3 separate regions of the Homo sapiens genome follow, and all the other regions are linked to region 1. Evidence: chromatin contacts called from ENCODE Hi-C or POLR2A ChIA-PET data. All regions are on one chromosome and are shown on one strand. Each heading gives the region's core, a stretch centred on a gene start or an enhancer-like site at or near the end of the contact. The rest is flanking DNA. Distances are from core to core; before and after follow the strand shown. Region 1 overlaps P3R3URF-PIK3R3 (P3R3URF-PIK3R3 readthrough). Region 2 overlaps MAST2 (microtubule associated serine/threonine kinase 2). Region 3 holds the start of P3R3URF-PIK3R3 (P3R3URF-PIK3R3 readthrough).

Region 1 (4,559 bases), core at 1,369-3,868:
CTAATTTTTCTTGACAGTTTACTCTCCTACATACATTTTAGAGCTTGTCAAGTTATATGAAATACCCTGTCATTATATTAAACAGAAGTGTATTGAACTTATAAATTAATTTGGAAAGAACTGACATGTTTATGTCACTGGGTCTTCCTATCAGTTAATATGGTATCCCAATTACATCTCTTCTCATGTCTTTTAATGGAAATTGTATACTTTTCAACATAAAAAGTCATGTGCATCTTTTGCTGATTTTGTTCACTGGTACCTTTCAATTGTTGTCATTGTAGCTGTTGCTGCTATAATGAGTATCTTTTTAAAAATATATTTTGTAGGCCAGGAACTGTGGCTCATGCATGTAATCCTAGCACTTTGGGAGGCTGAGGTAGGCTAGGAGTTCAAGACTAGCCTAGTCAACATGGCAAAACACTGTCTCTACTAAAAATACAAAAATTAGCTGGGTGTGGTGGCACATCTGTAATCCCAGCTACTCGGGTGGCTGAGGCATGAGAATCGTCTGAACCCAGAAGGCAGAGGTTGCAGCAAGCTGAGATCACACCACTGCACTCCAGCCTGGGAAACAAAGCAAGACTCCGTCTCAAAAAAAAAAAAAAAAAAAAATTTGTAAAAACATCCCAAGTGCGCTGGGCGTGGTGGCTCACGCCTGTAATCCCAGCACTTTGGGAGGCTGAGGTGGGCGGATCACAAGGTCAAGAGATGGAGACCATCCTCACCAACATGGTGAAACCCCATCTCTACTAAAAATACAAAAAAAGTAACTGGGTGTGGTGGCATGCGCCTGTAGTCACAGCTACTCGGGAGGCTGAGGGAGGCTGAGGCAGGAGAATCGCTTGAACCTGGAGGCGGAGGTTGCAGTGAGCCCAGACCACGCCACTGCACTCCAGCCTTGCAACACAGCAAGACTCTGTTTCAAAGAAGCAAACAAACAACAACACAAAAAAAACCCAAATGTCCACCAACAGATGACTGAATAAACAAAATGTGGTCTATATGTACAATGCGGTATTATTCAGCCATAAAAATGAGTAACGTTCTGATACATGCCGCAATATGGATGAACACCAACATTATGCTAAATGAAATAAGAAGACACAAAAGGACAAATATTGTATGATTCAATTTACATGAAATATCTAGAATAGGCAAATTCATACAGGAAGTTGAACAGAATTTACCAGGAGCTGAAAGTGAAGGGAGAATGAGGGAGTTATTGCTTAATGGTTATAGAGTTTCTATATGGAAGATGAATACAGCTGCACAACACTGTAAAAGTAATTAATGCCACTGAATTGTACACTTCAAACAGTTAAAATGAAAAATTTTGTCATTCGTATTTTATAACTTTAAAAAATTAACAATGTAATGTATCAAAACATTGAATTGTATACTTTTTTTTTTTTTTTTTTTTTTTTGAGACGGAGTCTCGCTGTCGCCCAGGCTGGAGTGCAGTGGCGCAATCTCGGCTCACTGCAGGCTCCGCCCCCTGGGGTTCACGCCATTCTTCTGCCTCAGCCTCCCGAGTAGCTGGGACTACAGGCGCCCACCACCTCGCCCGGCTAATTTTTTGTATTTTTAGTAGAGACGGGGTTTCACCGTGTTAGCCAGGATGGTCTCGATCTCCTGACCTCGTGATCCGCCCGCCTCGGCCTCCCAAAGTGCTGGGATTACAGGCGTGAGCCACAGCGCCCGGCCTGAATTGTATACTTAAAATTGGTGATTTGTATGGTATGTGAATTATATCTCAATAAAGCTTTTTAAAAATTACATTTGTTATCTGCTACTTGTATAAAGGAATCCAACTGTATAGTGGTCTTGGATCCAACAACCTTATTTCATATATATCAGCAAATTATCTTTAGCTTTTTATACAGTATTTATCTTAGAATAACCCATTAAATACTTAAATGAGAATGAGAATGTTTCTTCTTTTTCTTGATTTAGGAAGAATTTATATGAAATTATGATTGTCTATAAATGTTTGGTAGAACTCATTTATAAATCTATATGGGCCGGATTAAGATGGCTACTAAAAGAAAAAAGAAAGAAAAGAAGAGTGTTGGTAAGGAAGTGGAGTAACTGGAACCCTTGAGCACTGTTGGTGAGATTGTAAAATGGTGCAACTGCTATGGAAAACAGTATGGAGGTTCCTCAAAAAAAATTTTTAAAATACCATATGATCCAGCAATCCTTCTTATTCTGGGTATATATCTTAAAAAAAAAAAAAAAAAAAAAAAAAAAACCTGAAAGCAGAGTCTCAAAGAGACATTATAGTAGCAGACCTATGTTCACAGGAGCACCATTCACAATAGCTAAGAGGTGGAAGCAACCCAAAGTCTATCAACAGATTAATGGATAAACAAAATGTGGTATATACATAAAGGGAATATTATTCAGCCTTAAAAAGGAAGAAAATCCTTTCATATGCTACAATATAACTGAAACTTGAAGACATTATACTGAGTGAAATAAGCCAAAGACAAATATTGCATGATCCCACTTACTTATACGAGGTAACTGAAGTAGACAAAATCATAGAAACAAAGTAAAGGTTGGTTACCAGGGGTTGCGTGATAGGGGAAACGACGAGTCACTGTTTAATGGGTACAGAGTTTCAGATGTGCAAGATGAAATCTGGAGATCTGCTTCAAAACAATGTTAATATGCTTAGTATCACTTAACAATACACTTGAAAATGGTTATGATGGGCCAGGCACGGTGACTCACACCTGTAATCCTAGCACTTTGTGAAGGCAGACTGCCTGAGCTCCAGAGTTGGAGACCAGCCTGGGAAACATGGTGAAACCCCGTCTTTACTAAAATACAAAAAATTGGCCAGGCACAGTGGCAGGTGCCTGTAATCCCAGCTACTCAGGAGGCTGAGGCACGAGAATTGTTTGAACCCGGGAGGTGGAGGTTGCATGAGCCAAGACCGTGCTACTGCACTCTAGCCTGGGCAACAAGAGCGAGACTCCGCCTCAAAAAAAGTTTATGATGGTATTATTTATTTATTTACTTATTTACAGACAGAGTCTTGCACTGTTGTCCAGGCTTAAGTGCAATAGCACGATCTCGGCTCACTGCAACCTCCACCTCCCAGGTTCAAGTGATTCTCCTGCCTCAGCCTCCCAAGTAGCTGGGATTACAGGTGCCTGCCACCACGCCCAGCTAATTTTTTGTATTTTTAGTACAGATGGGGTTTCACCATGTTGGCCAGGCTGGTCTCAAACTCCTGACCTTGTGATCCACCTGCCTCGGCCTCCCAAAGTGCTGGGATTACAGGCATGAACCACCACGCCCGGCCATGATGGTATATTTTATATTATGTGAAGGTCTTTTTTTTGTTGTTTTTTTGAGATGGAGTCTCACTCTTTTGCCCAAGCTGGGGTGAAGTGACGTGATCTCAGCTCACTGCAACCTCTGCTCCCCGGGTTCAAGCAATTCTCCTGCCTCAGCCTCCTGCATAGCTGGGATTACAGGATGCACCACCATGCCTGGCTAGTTTTTTTTGTATTTTTAGTAGAGGCAGAGTTTCACTATGTTGGCCAGGTTGGTCTCAAACTCCTGACCTCAGGTGATCCACTCGCCTCGGACTTCCAAAGTGTTGAGATTACAGGCGTGAGCCACCACGCCTGGACATGAAGTTTTTTAAAACTGCAATGATAAAAAAAAGGAAATCGTACGGGCCTAGAATTGTTCTGGTAGATTTTTTAAATCACTAATTAAATTTCTTTTATGGTGACAAAATTAAAAAGATTTTCAACTTCTTTTCAAGTCAGTTTTGGTAAGATTTGCTTAGTTATTTTTAAAAAGTGCTTTCCCTATTAAAGCTATCTTTTCATAGCTCACTAAATTGTCTAATATTTAATTCTGTGTAGTTACCATGTAAATCCTATCAGAAAGTATCAAATACCCATTTGAAGCCATAATCCATTAAATGAAACATCTACAAACGAGACAGATTACAATCATAAGAATTTGCACCAAAGCAGCAGTTGCATTACCACAGTTCTATCTTCACCTTCACAATGTTTCCCTTGGTTGAAAATGCACTAATGGCCAGGCACAGTGGCGCACACCTGTAATCCCAGCACTTTGGAAGGCTGAGGCAGGTGGATCATTTGAGGTCAGGAGTTCGAGACCAGCCTGACCAACATGGAGAAACCCTGTCTCTACTAAAAATTACAAAAAAATTAGCTGGGCATGGTGGCAAGCGCCTGTAATCCCAGCTACTCAGGAAGCTAAGGCAGGGAACTTGAACCCGGGATGTGGAGGTTGCAGTGAGCCAAGATTGCGCCACTGCACTCCAGCCTGGGTGACAGAGTAAGACTCCATCAAAAAAAAAAAAAAAAAAAAAAAAACACACACTAAGTCATCTCCAAGTTCAAAGCATTCTGCAAACAATCGCAAGGCAGAGCCACCAGAAACATACACCTGATTTTCATGACAAATACAGTAATGCTGTATTAGCTAGTGGAGCCACTTTCTCTATTGCTGTATGGACTTATGTAGCAACTCAAATTGGAATAGAATGGAACCTGTCCCCT
Region 2 (4,559 bases), core at 1,132-3,631, 77 kb before region 1:
AGCCCAGGATTAGGTGCTAGGAGGTTTGCATCTGGACCCTCAGAAGAAAGGAAAGCCATTAATTACCCTGACTGGCTTGCAAAGGGGACACCCCTTAAAACCAAGCAAAATGCTCTGAGAATAGAACAGAAGAGCAACATGGGGCATAGTTCTGGAGGGAGGCAGCAGCTTTGCCAGTTTCCCTTCCCTCTCACCTTCTCACTGTGTGTACAGCCTCCAAAGATACTGTGCCTAGTCTTGAAGCTGAAGCTGAACAAAACTGTCCTTTAGTGTTTACTGGGTACATGCTGGGAGTTCATAGTGTTACTTTACTCAGAAACTAAAAGCCAGTAAGAAGGAAGTAACATGAACAGATGTTAACATCTCAGCCAGATGTGTTTACAGTATGCAGTATTCCTGTCCTAAAAAACATTAGGCTGGTACAAAAGTAATTGCATGTTTGCCATTACTTTTAATAAAGGCCTGGGTTCCTTCCCTCTCTGGCCTGAAAAATGTCCATGACAGCTATTAGCAGATTCACTTTACTTTCCACCCCCCTCCATACCCTGTGTATTTTCATGCTGCTAATAAAGGCATACCAGAGACTGGGCAATTTACAAAAGAAAGAGGTTTAGTGGACTTACAGTTCCATGTGGCTGGGGAGGCCTCACAATCATGGCAGAAGGTGAAAGGCATGTCTCACATGGCAGCAGACAAGAGAGAGCTTGTGCAGGGAAGCTCCCCTTTATAAAACCATCAGATGGGCCGGACGTGGTGGCTCATGCCTGTAATCCCAGCACTTTGGGAGGCTGAGCCAGGTGGATCACCTGAGGTCAGGAATTTGAGACCAGCCTGACCAACATGGCGAAACCCCGTCTCTACAAAAAATGCAAAAATTAGCTGGGTGTGGTGGTGCACGCCTGTGATCCCAGCTACTCGGGAGGCTGAGGCAGGAGAATCGCTTGAACCTGGGAGGCAGAGGTTGCGGTGAGCTGATATCACACCACTGCACTCTAGCCTGGGTGACAGAGCAAGACTTTGCCTCAAAAAAATAAATAAATAAAAATAACCATCAGATCTCATGAGACTTATTCACTATCACGAGAATAGCATGGGAAAGACCCACTTCCATGATTCAGTTATCTCCCTCCAGGTCCCTTCCCACAACACATGGGAATTATGGGAGCTGCAATTCAAGATGAGCTATGGGTGGGGACACAGCCAAACCATATCACCCTGTCTCCCACCCATGCCAGCAGCAAAGGGGCTAGAATCAGAGTCTCCAGCACCAGGATATTCCATGAAGCTGTCTCCTCTGGGACCTCAGAAACTGCCAGATGGGAGCTGGCTAGCTAGAGCAGGGAACTGAATCCTTTCCTCATGGTAGCCTGGGCTTGTTGCAGGGGGAGACTGTGCCACTCTGCTGAAGAATATTGGGGCCCTGCCTGTGGACATGGTGCGTCTATACTTTGCGGAAACTGTGCTGGCCCTGGAGTACTTACACAACTATGGCATCGTGCACCGTGACCTCAAGCCTGACAAGTATGTCCACAGTCTGTGTCCCTTGTCCAGGGTCTCCCTCTTGGGTCTCCAGATAAAATGTTGGCAAGCACAGTAGCTCTAAATCTATCCAGATGGCTACCGGGAAAACATGCTCCTGTGTGTGTCCATCTGGGCCTAGTTCTCTAGCCCCCCGACCACCCCAGATGCAGATCATTGCCTCAAGGTCTGGCTGGAACACTATAAGGCTTCGGTGACATGGAAGAGTCATTGAGGAGCCCCACTGAAGAAACCAAGCAAGAACAAAAGAATAAGCACATCTAGTAGATGGCTAAACAAGTGTCCTGACGTTTACTGACATCTACTCTGTGCCAGCACTATATTGTGGGTTTTTAAATGTAGTCCCTGGCATGTAGAACTTAAGTCTACAGTGGGAGACAGAAATATATGTATATAGGCTTCTTCTCAGAGGGTATTAGTCAAGTGGAAAAAGGAAGACCTGCTTTCTAAAGCAGGAGAGCAGAATGTGCAGAGTCACACAGGTGCAAGAGAACAGCACTTGTTCAGGAACTACAAATAGTGCAATATGGCGACAGCTTAGATGGTGAGAGAGTAGTAAGAGAAAAGGCTAGAGAGAGAGGCAGGAACTAGTTCATCAAGGGCCCTTTTGTTATATTTGGGTTTTATTCTAAAGGGGCCTAGAGAGTCTTGGAAGGGTCTGCTAACCAAAGATATGATAGAATGGCATGCCCAGATTATGGTTCAGGTTTAGAAAGCTCACTCTGCCGGTGAAAAGAGACACTGAGACCACTGCCAAAGAGATACCGAGACCAGGGAAAGACAGCAATGCCTGCAGCAGAACAGGGAGTCAGGATAGAAAGAAGAGGGGTAGTGTGGGGAAGTATAAAGGAAAGAGGATCAGGCTGGGGTGGGGGTAGGAAGGGAAGTGAGGGAACAGAAGAGGCTGGGATGTGTTCCAGATTTCCAGCTTGGGACTGGTGCAGGGTGATAAGCCTCTGTGGAAGAAAGTGGCTTTGACATAAGACAGACCTGAATTCAAATGGCCACTCTTCTGCTTATTAAGTCTGAGTTTGAGTCTACTAATTAAAGTTTCCCTGACCCTCACGTTCCTCCTTTCTAATATAGGGAATAATTACACCTACCTTTGATGTGTTACTCTAGAAAACATTTCAGGGGCCAGAATATTTTTAAAGCACTTAGCACAGAGCTCAACAGATAACCAAAATTATTGTTTTTCACTGAGGAGGGGAACCAGTTGGGAGGCATGACTTTGTTTTGGACAGGTTGAGTTTCTGGAGCCTGTAAGACACATGGGCAGTTGGGTAGGCCTGGAGCTCAAAAAGGAAGTCAGAGCCAGAGGTACTATTTGGGGAATCATTAGAATAAAAGGGTGGCAGGGTAAAGCCTTCAGCACAAAATGAGTGGCTCAGGCAGAGTATATAAAGGGATCTTAGTTCTAGTTTCTCCCAACTAACCCTCCTCCCAAGACCAGCCATGGACATGGAACAAAATTATGTGTGCCCCCTGCCCCTCTCCCTGAAACAGGAGTATTATGGGCCACTCAGATTGGGAGAGGGGACTAGGAATGGCTCCAGCAGCTGCCTTAGGATGAGGCTGATCTCAGCTCTGTAGAAGAAACTCTGTTCCTCAACTGAATGACTCCTGCCCCCAACATAGAATACAGTTAGGGCAATAAGCAGAAATGGAGTTGTGGGAATGGGCAAAAGGCAGGTTCGTTGCTTGTGCAGAATGCAGCACTCACACAGCCAGAGCGATTTACGTGTCCACACCTGCCTGTCCCCCCAGCTGAAGCTACCCAGCTTGTGTCTCACAGTACCCCCATGGAAGCCTGAGTGGGGAAACTGGGCATATACTAAAATCAGTACTCTCAGAAAACCAGGAATAACTTCTTAATTTTATTTCTTCGTTCTTCCAGCCTCCTAATTACATCCATGGGGCACATCAAGCTCACGGACTTTGGACTGTCCAAAATTGGCCTCATGAGTCTGACAACGAACTTGTATGAGGGTCATATTGAAAAGGATGCCCGGGAATTCCTGGACAAGCAGGTAAGGAAGGGTAGTTGATACACTGGGGGTTAAATTCTAGGCCCTTGTCCTGGCGCAGTGTCTTACGCCCGTAATCCCAACCCTTTGGGAGGCTGAGGCAGGAGGATCGCTTGAGGCCAGCCTGGGCAACATAGTGAGACCCCATCTCTACATTTGTGTACACATACATAGATTCCAGGCCCTAGAATAAGGCCTTGGGGCCATATGCCTACCTTGTAGCTAGATGTTAAGATTGGGAACCCCTATCTTTTCTACCTTTGGGTTCCAGAGAGGCACTGAGATAGGTAGCACATTTGGAAAACAGGATGAGCCTTGAGAATCATATGGATATAAAATCCAAAGTCATCTTCCTCCTCAGGGTTTGGGGAAAATAGGTCATATAACTGTTAGCACAGAGTTTCATATGAGATCAGTCCTGAATCTCCCAGCCTGAATCAAGGGCAAGGCTCTCCTGGAGCCTGAGGTTCTTGGAACACAGCTCTGAATTTCCATTGGGCTGTGGCCCAGTGTCCTGAGAGGCAGCCTCTGGATGTTCCCTGGTTTGACATTTCAGGTTGTGACTGTTCACCGGTCCCTGTAGTTGTTACATGACTGATAGGGTCTGTTTTGTTAGAGGCTGGAGTGCAGAGGCCCATTGTGGGATCACATGCCAGAGGTGGGTGTTGAGGGCTTAAGGGATGGTAGTTCCGGGCTAGAATGAGACATTTTTGTTAATTAGGAAATACCTACTGACAGTTCCGACTCTTGTTCCCTGGGGCTTCTGTTGATCTTGTTCATTAACTAAGGTGGGCTGAGTCTTCATTCAGAGATTCTTCTGCTCGAGATGGGAGCATCCCCCATCTCCGGCTGTCATGCCAGTCAGCAGCCTCAGGAGGCTGAGCCAGCCTGGCTTTTCTGTGCCCAGGTATGCGGGACCCCAGAATACATTGCGCCTGAGGTGATCCTGCGCCAGGGCTATGGGAAGCCAGTGGACTGGTGGGCCATGGGCAT
Region 3 (4,559 bases), core at 990-3,489, 73 kb after region 1:
ATGTATGGCCCCTCTTGGGCCCTTGAGCATGGCCCAAGCACCTTCTAGCTTTGACTGATGTTCAGCAACCCCCATCCCATAACCTGAGGAGCCCAGCACCGTCTGGGCATGGTGTGTCAGTGAATTCTCTGCCTCAACCCCCCTCAGGGTCCCAGTCTCTGGCAAGAGTTGGGGTAGATAGACATAAGCACAATTCACTTTCCCTTCACAGGCAGCAAAGGACATTAGCCACACTTCCTGAACCCCAGGGGGCCAGGCCACCAAAGGTCTCAGGGTTCACTCCCTTCCCTAGCCCCTTGGGAAGGTAGCCTGGAAATGCAGCCAGATCTCGGACCGGTGCAACACGTATTAGCCCATGCATGATGCAACATATTCGAGACAGAGTCCTACAAAATGTTCCCAGCGACTAAGACACAACCCCACAGAAACCCGGTTACAGCCAGTGACACATGAGCACACACTCAGAAATCCAAATGGAAAATCCCCAGGCCAGAGAGCTTAGCACCCTCCCTACTTTCTGGGCTCAAACTCAGTCTTGCCCCACCCCTAAGCACCCCAGCTCAGCTGCCAGTTCTGGAAAACACTGACCTCAGAGAATGGTTGAAGGGCCGAAGGTAGTATGCCTTTCTCAGAATCTCACCCTTCTCCATGTTCTCCTCCTTTAGGCTGTTCCCCATCCCCCTCCTGACCTTCACTTTTCTTACCAGGGCTGATGTCCTCTCCGGCACACCCATACCCTCACAAACGCTCCTTGACACTCACAGTCAGTCACAGAGGCACATTAAATCACAAAGGCACATTCAGCCACATCTACTGATACTCCTATTCTCCCGGCCTCAGACACACACACCAGCAGCTACACCTACACGCTGACCATCACAGGCACACAGAGGCACATCCACCTCACATCCACCTCATACTTGTGTACTCTCAGGGTTCAGTCTTTCATCCTATCCCTCTCTGATCTGTGCCTCCCAATACCTTCCAAGATGTTTACAGAGACCCTTCTCCCTGTGCAGTTAGGAGTGTAAGGCAAGAGAGCCCCTACTTCATGGGGCAGATCAAGAGCTGAGACCAAAGATGGTCTATGTTGCTGACCTTGTCCTGTCCTCCTGCTGTCTTAAACTATGATCCCTGCTGCGGTCACTGAAGCCTTTCCCTGTAAGTATTCAGCCATAACCCTCCCCTCACGCCCTGCATAGTCAGCTGGTTAACACCTCTGTGTGGAATAAGGCAGTTTGAGCAGAATGACTGTATTTGTTGTTCACCACCCACACGGCCCCTAGGAGATGCAGGTCCAGGGCAAACCAAGCTTCTGGGCTAGCTTCTGGGCACTTCTAGAGGATCAGAAAAATCCCAGGTTGCCTGAGATGTCTGAGAACTGAGGAGAGGAAGGAGAGGGAAGAGTTTGAGGAAGGAAGCAGTTCTGGAAGTTCCCTGCCTCTTGGATTCAGCCCCTCCCCAAACCCTCTGCTTCCAGCCAATCCATCCTCCATTAAGGCTGTCAGCACTTTGGGGTGCCTGCCATCAGGAGTCCCCCATATATGTAGGGGTGCTATTTCACAGAGATCATCCTTTGGCGTGCCTAAACAGAACCAGGTAGGGAAATCTTCACTGGCTCTGGTTTTTTTTTTTTTTTCTTGAGACAGAGTCTAGCTCTGTCACCCAGGCTGGAGTGCAGTGGCGCGATCTTGGCTCACTGCAACCTCTGCCTCCCGGGTTCAAGCAATTCTCCTGCCTCAGCCTCCCAAGTAGCTGGGACTAAAGGCGTGTGCCACCACGCCCGGCTAATTTTTTTTTGTATTTTTAGTAGAGATGGGATTTCACCGTGTTAGCCAGGATGGTCTCGATCTCCTGACCTTGTGATCTGCCCGCCTTGGCCTCCCAAAGTGCCGGGATTACAGGCATGAGCCACCGCACCCAGCCTAGTGGCTCTGTTTTTTAAAACCCCACCCTGGCTCACAGGCCCCCTGGCTAACCTTGAGGTGGGAAGATCCACACTATGGTGGTGTCAGTGTGGGTGTTGTTGATACCCATGGCCCTGGTGGCAGGATTGATGGCTGCACTGCTGGCAGTTCGACCTCGGAGACCCTGTTGATATCTTCTGCGGCTACACTTGAACATCCTGGGAAATCGGGGCCTGGGCCAGCCCATACCTGGCCTGCGGTAGGGGGAACGCATGCCCTGGGGCCGAGGGCCACGGACAAGCCGAGATGGCCCCATGGGCACAGGGAGCTTCTGCAGTGTGCCTGGGGGGTGCTGTTGGCCAGGGTAGCTGAGGCCTCTATGACATACAAAGTCTGCATAAGGGCAGGGCCCTTTATTACAAGTCGTGGGCCCTGGCCCCTCCTCATGGGTCAGGCTCCTTCACAATCTTCTTTATTGGGTCTGGCCTAAAAGCCAGCCCAAGAGCCAGACAGCCTCAGTTTGGCCCCTTGGGAAAAGAGGCCCTAGAGGCGGAACTCACTTCCTCACTTTCTCACTTATCCATATAGTAACAATATTAACAATGTTTTTTGAGCACTTACTACGTGCCAGACACTGTGCTGAGCACTTTACCAACGTTATCTCATTTAATCTCAGCTACTTTACAAGGATATGCCATCATTATACCTATTTATATACAGTCAATTCTCATTATTCCCAGTAATGTTCTATAAAGTCGCCACAAACACTAAATACTGAACAAAGGGTAAATGCAAGGTTAGGTTCCTGAAACCCTCTGGTCACAATATTTTTGTCAACTGATCTATACATATAACCTGATTTTATGTGTGGAGACACCTTATTTAATATATATTGTTGGCCAGGCATGGTGGCTCAAGCCTGTAATCCCAGCACTTTGGGAGGCCGAGGTGGGCAGATCACCTGAGGTCAGGAGTTCAAGACTAGCCTGGTTAACATGGCAAAACCCCATCTCTACTAAAAATACAAAAATTAGCTGGGTGTGGTGGTGGGTGCCTGTAGTCCCAGCTACTCAGGAGGCTGAGACAGGAGAATAGCTTGAACCCAGGAGGTGGAGATTGCAGTGAGCCCAGATTGCACCATTGCACTCCAGCCTGGGCAACAAGAGTGAAACTCTGTCTCAAAAAAAAAAAAAATATATCTATCTATCTATCTATCTATCTATCTAACTATCTATCTATATTTGAGTCATTGACATTGAACTCACAGCCAACAGCATTATAACTTGTGCCTGAATGAAACTTATCTAAAGCACATATTTCCCCTATAAGGCACATCACAGCCTTCTTGCACTTAGAAAGACTAGAGAGCACTTCAGCACTACAACTGGGGACCATTTTAGACAGTAAAATCACCAGCAAAAAACACCAAAAAATGTGAGAATATGCGTCACTAAATAGACCACCAAAAAGCACATTTGTTTACTCTATGAAAACTGAAATAAGAAGACAGAGAGTCCTCTTGCTCAACAGACCTCAGCTGGAAATACGTGTGTTGGACGGCTGAAATTTTTTGCCTTTCTGCTCATGTCCATGAATGACTGCAAAAGTACCACAAGTACTGGTTTGGGAATTACAAATAAATTTCAGTAAGCAGGCAAATTCACAGGTATGGAATCTGTGAATAAGGAGGATCCACTGTATAAGGAAACTGGGGCTCAGTGAGGTGAAGTCACACAATTAGAGGCAGGCAGGAAGCAAATCCATGATGATCAAGATCCAAAACCCAGAGCACTTAACTCTCATTATTCTGCACTCATTCACTCAGGAAATGTTCACTGACAACTTCTTATGTGCCAAGCACCAGGGCCATAGATGAATGTAATCTGGTCCCAATTCTTCCTGAGAATGAAACAGAAAGGTTCCAGGTGCGGTGGCTCACGCCTGTAATCCCAGCACTTTGGGAGCCCGAGGTGGGTGGATGACTTGAGGTCAGGAGCTCGAGAGCAGCCTGGTCAACATGGTGAAACCCTGTCTCTACTAAAAATACAAAAATTAGCTGGGTGTGGTGGTGTGCACCTATAATACCAGCTACTCAGGAGGCTGAGGCAGGAGAATCGCTTGAAACTGGGAGGCGGAGGTTGCAGTGAGCCAAGATTGCGCCACTGCATTCCAGCCTGGGCAACAGAGTGAGATTCTGTCAAAAAAAAAAAAAATAGACCTTCTCCTTCTCCTTCCACTCCTCAGTCCCTTCTTCCTTTCCCCCTTACTCTGCTCCTCAAATGCCCCCTTCCCAACTTCATCCTCCTTTCTGTTTGTGGAGGACTCTGTGGCACCCTTAGTACCACCCTCACAAACCTCATCTTTCCCCCATCCCCTCCTCCAGCCTCTACTCTTGCCATCCTCAGTCTTAAAATATGACCTTGCTTCCACCAACTTCTAGCAACTGTAACTATAAACCGACCTGCCCCTGCTCCTCCTCTTCCTCAGGTCAGACCAAGGCCTCTTCCCTTGCTCTTTATGGAAGCCAGCCTTGTCTGCCTCTTTAGAGATTCCATCAGTGTAGACAGTCTGCTTGGTGGTTAAGATGTAGACTCTGGTGCCAGACTAACTGGGATTGAATCCTGGCTCTGCCACTTACAGGCTTTGTGATCA

The links. Hi-C counts contacts between places; a loop is a spot of excess contacts on that map. ChIA-PET counts read pairs that join two places held with the same protein, here RNA polymerase II (POLR2A). Pooled maps may share reads with other maps.
Region 2: POLR2A ChIA-PET joins it to region 1 with 11 read pairs in activated CD4-positive, alpha-beta T cell. The contact joins two enhancer-like sites. A Hi-C loop is called at or near these places in 1 of 50 pooled maps. POLR2A ChIA-PET finds 5 or more read pairs at or near these places in 2 of 52 experiments (H1 and activated CD4-positive, alpha-beta T cell).
Region 3: a loop to region 1 is called in a map of PC-3, with 7 times the contacts of the local background. The contact joins the promoter of P3R3URF-PIK3R3 here to the enhancer-like site in region 1. A Hi-C loop is called at or near these places in 5 of 168 maps with a recorded cell type or tissue (PC-3, heart right ventricle, left cardiac atrium and 1 more), 1 of 37 single-sample maps with no recorded cell type and 3 of 50 pooled maps. POLR2A ChIA-PET finds 5 or more read pairs at or near these places in 4 of 52 experiments (K562, PC-3, Panc1 and 1 more).

The regions. Positions count from the first base shown.
Region 1 is chr1:46,100,578-46,105,136 of GRCh38, forward strand. All of the region lies in intron 1 of P3R3URF-PIK3R3 (P3R3URF-PIK3R3 readthrough), which reads right to left. The region is part of intron 1 of PIK3R3 (phosphoinositide-3-kinase regulatory subunit 3); the gene reads right to left. It also overlaps the pseudogene COX7BP4. Among named protein-coding and RNA genes, the nearest start is that of PIK3R3, 30 kb to the right of the region's middle. Within about 2 kb of position 2,619, at least 2 of the 41 ENCODE cell types and tissues checked have a DNase peak (open chromatin) inside an H3K27ac peak, as active enhancers do; they include PC-3, where a contact is called at or near this core.
Region 2 is chr1:46,024,295-46,028,853 of GRCh38, forward strand. MAST2 (microtubule associated serine/threonine kinase 2) reads left to right here. Exons shown (of 29, transcript NM_015112.3): 16 at 1,383-1,521; 17 at 3,437-3,569; 18 at 4,474-4,559. Among named protein-coding and RNA genes, the nearest start is that of PIK3R3, 110 kb to the right of the region's middle. Within about 2 kb of position 2,382, at least 2 of the 41 ENCODE cell types and tissues checked have a DNase peak (open chromatin) inside an H3K27ac peak, as active enhancers do.
Region 3 is chr1:46,174,249-46,178,807 of GRCh38, forward strand. P3R3URF-PIK3R3 (P3R3URF-PIK3R3 readthrough) reads right to left here and starts at 2,240. Exons shown (of 10, transcript NM_001303427.2): 1 at 1,980-2,240. The coding sequence starts at 2,223. TSPAN1 (tetraspanin 1) reads left to right here and starts at 839. Exons shown (of 9, transcript NM_005727.4): 1 at 839-1,161. It overlaps P3R3URF (PIK3R3 upstream open reading frame), which reads right to left and starts at 2,240. Exons shown (of 2, transcript NM_001328655.2): 1 at 1,980-2,240; 2 at 1,238-1,381. The coding sequence starts at 2,223. The coding sequence ends at 1,338. It also overlaps a transcript of PIK3R3 not described here.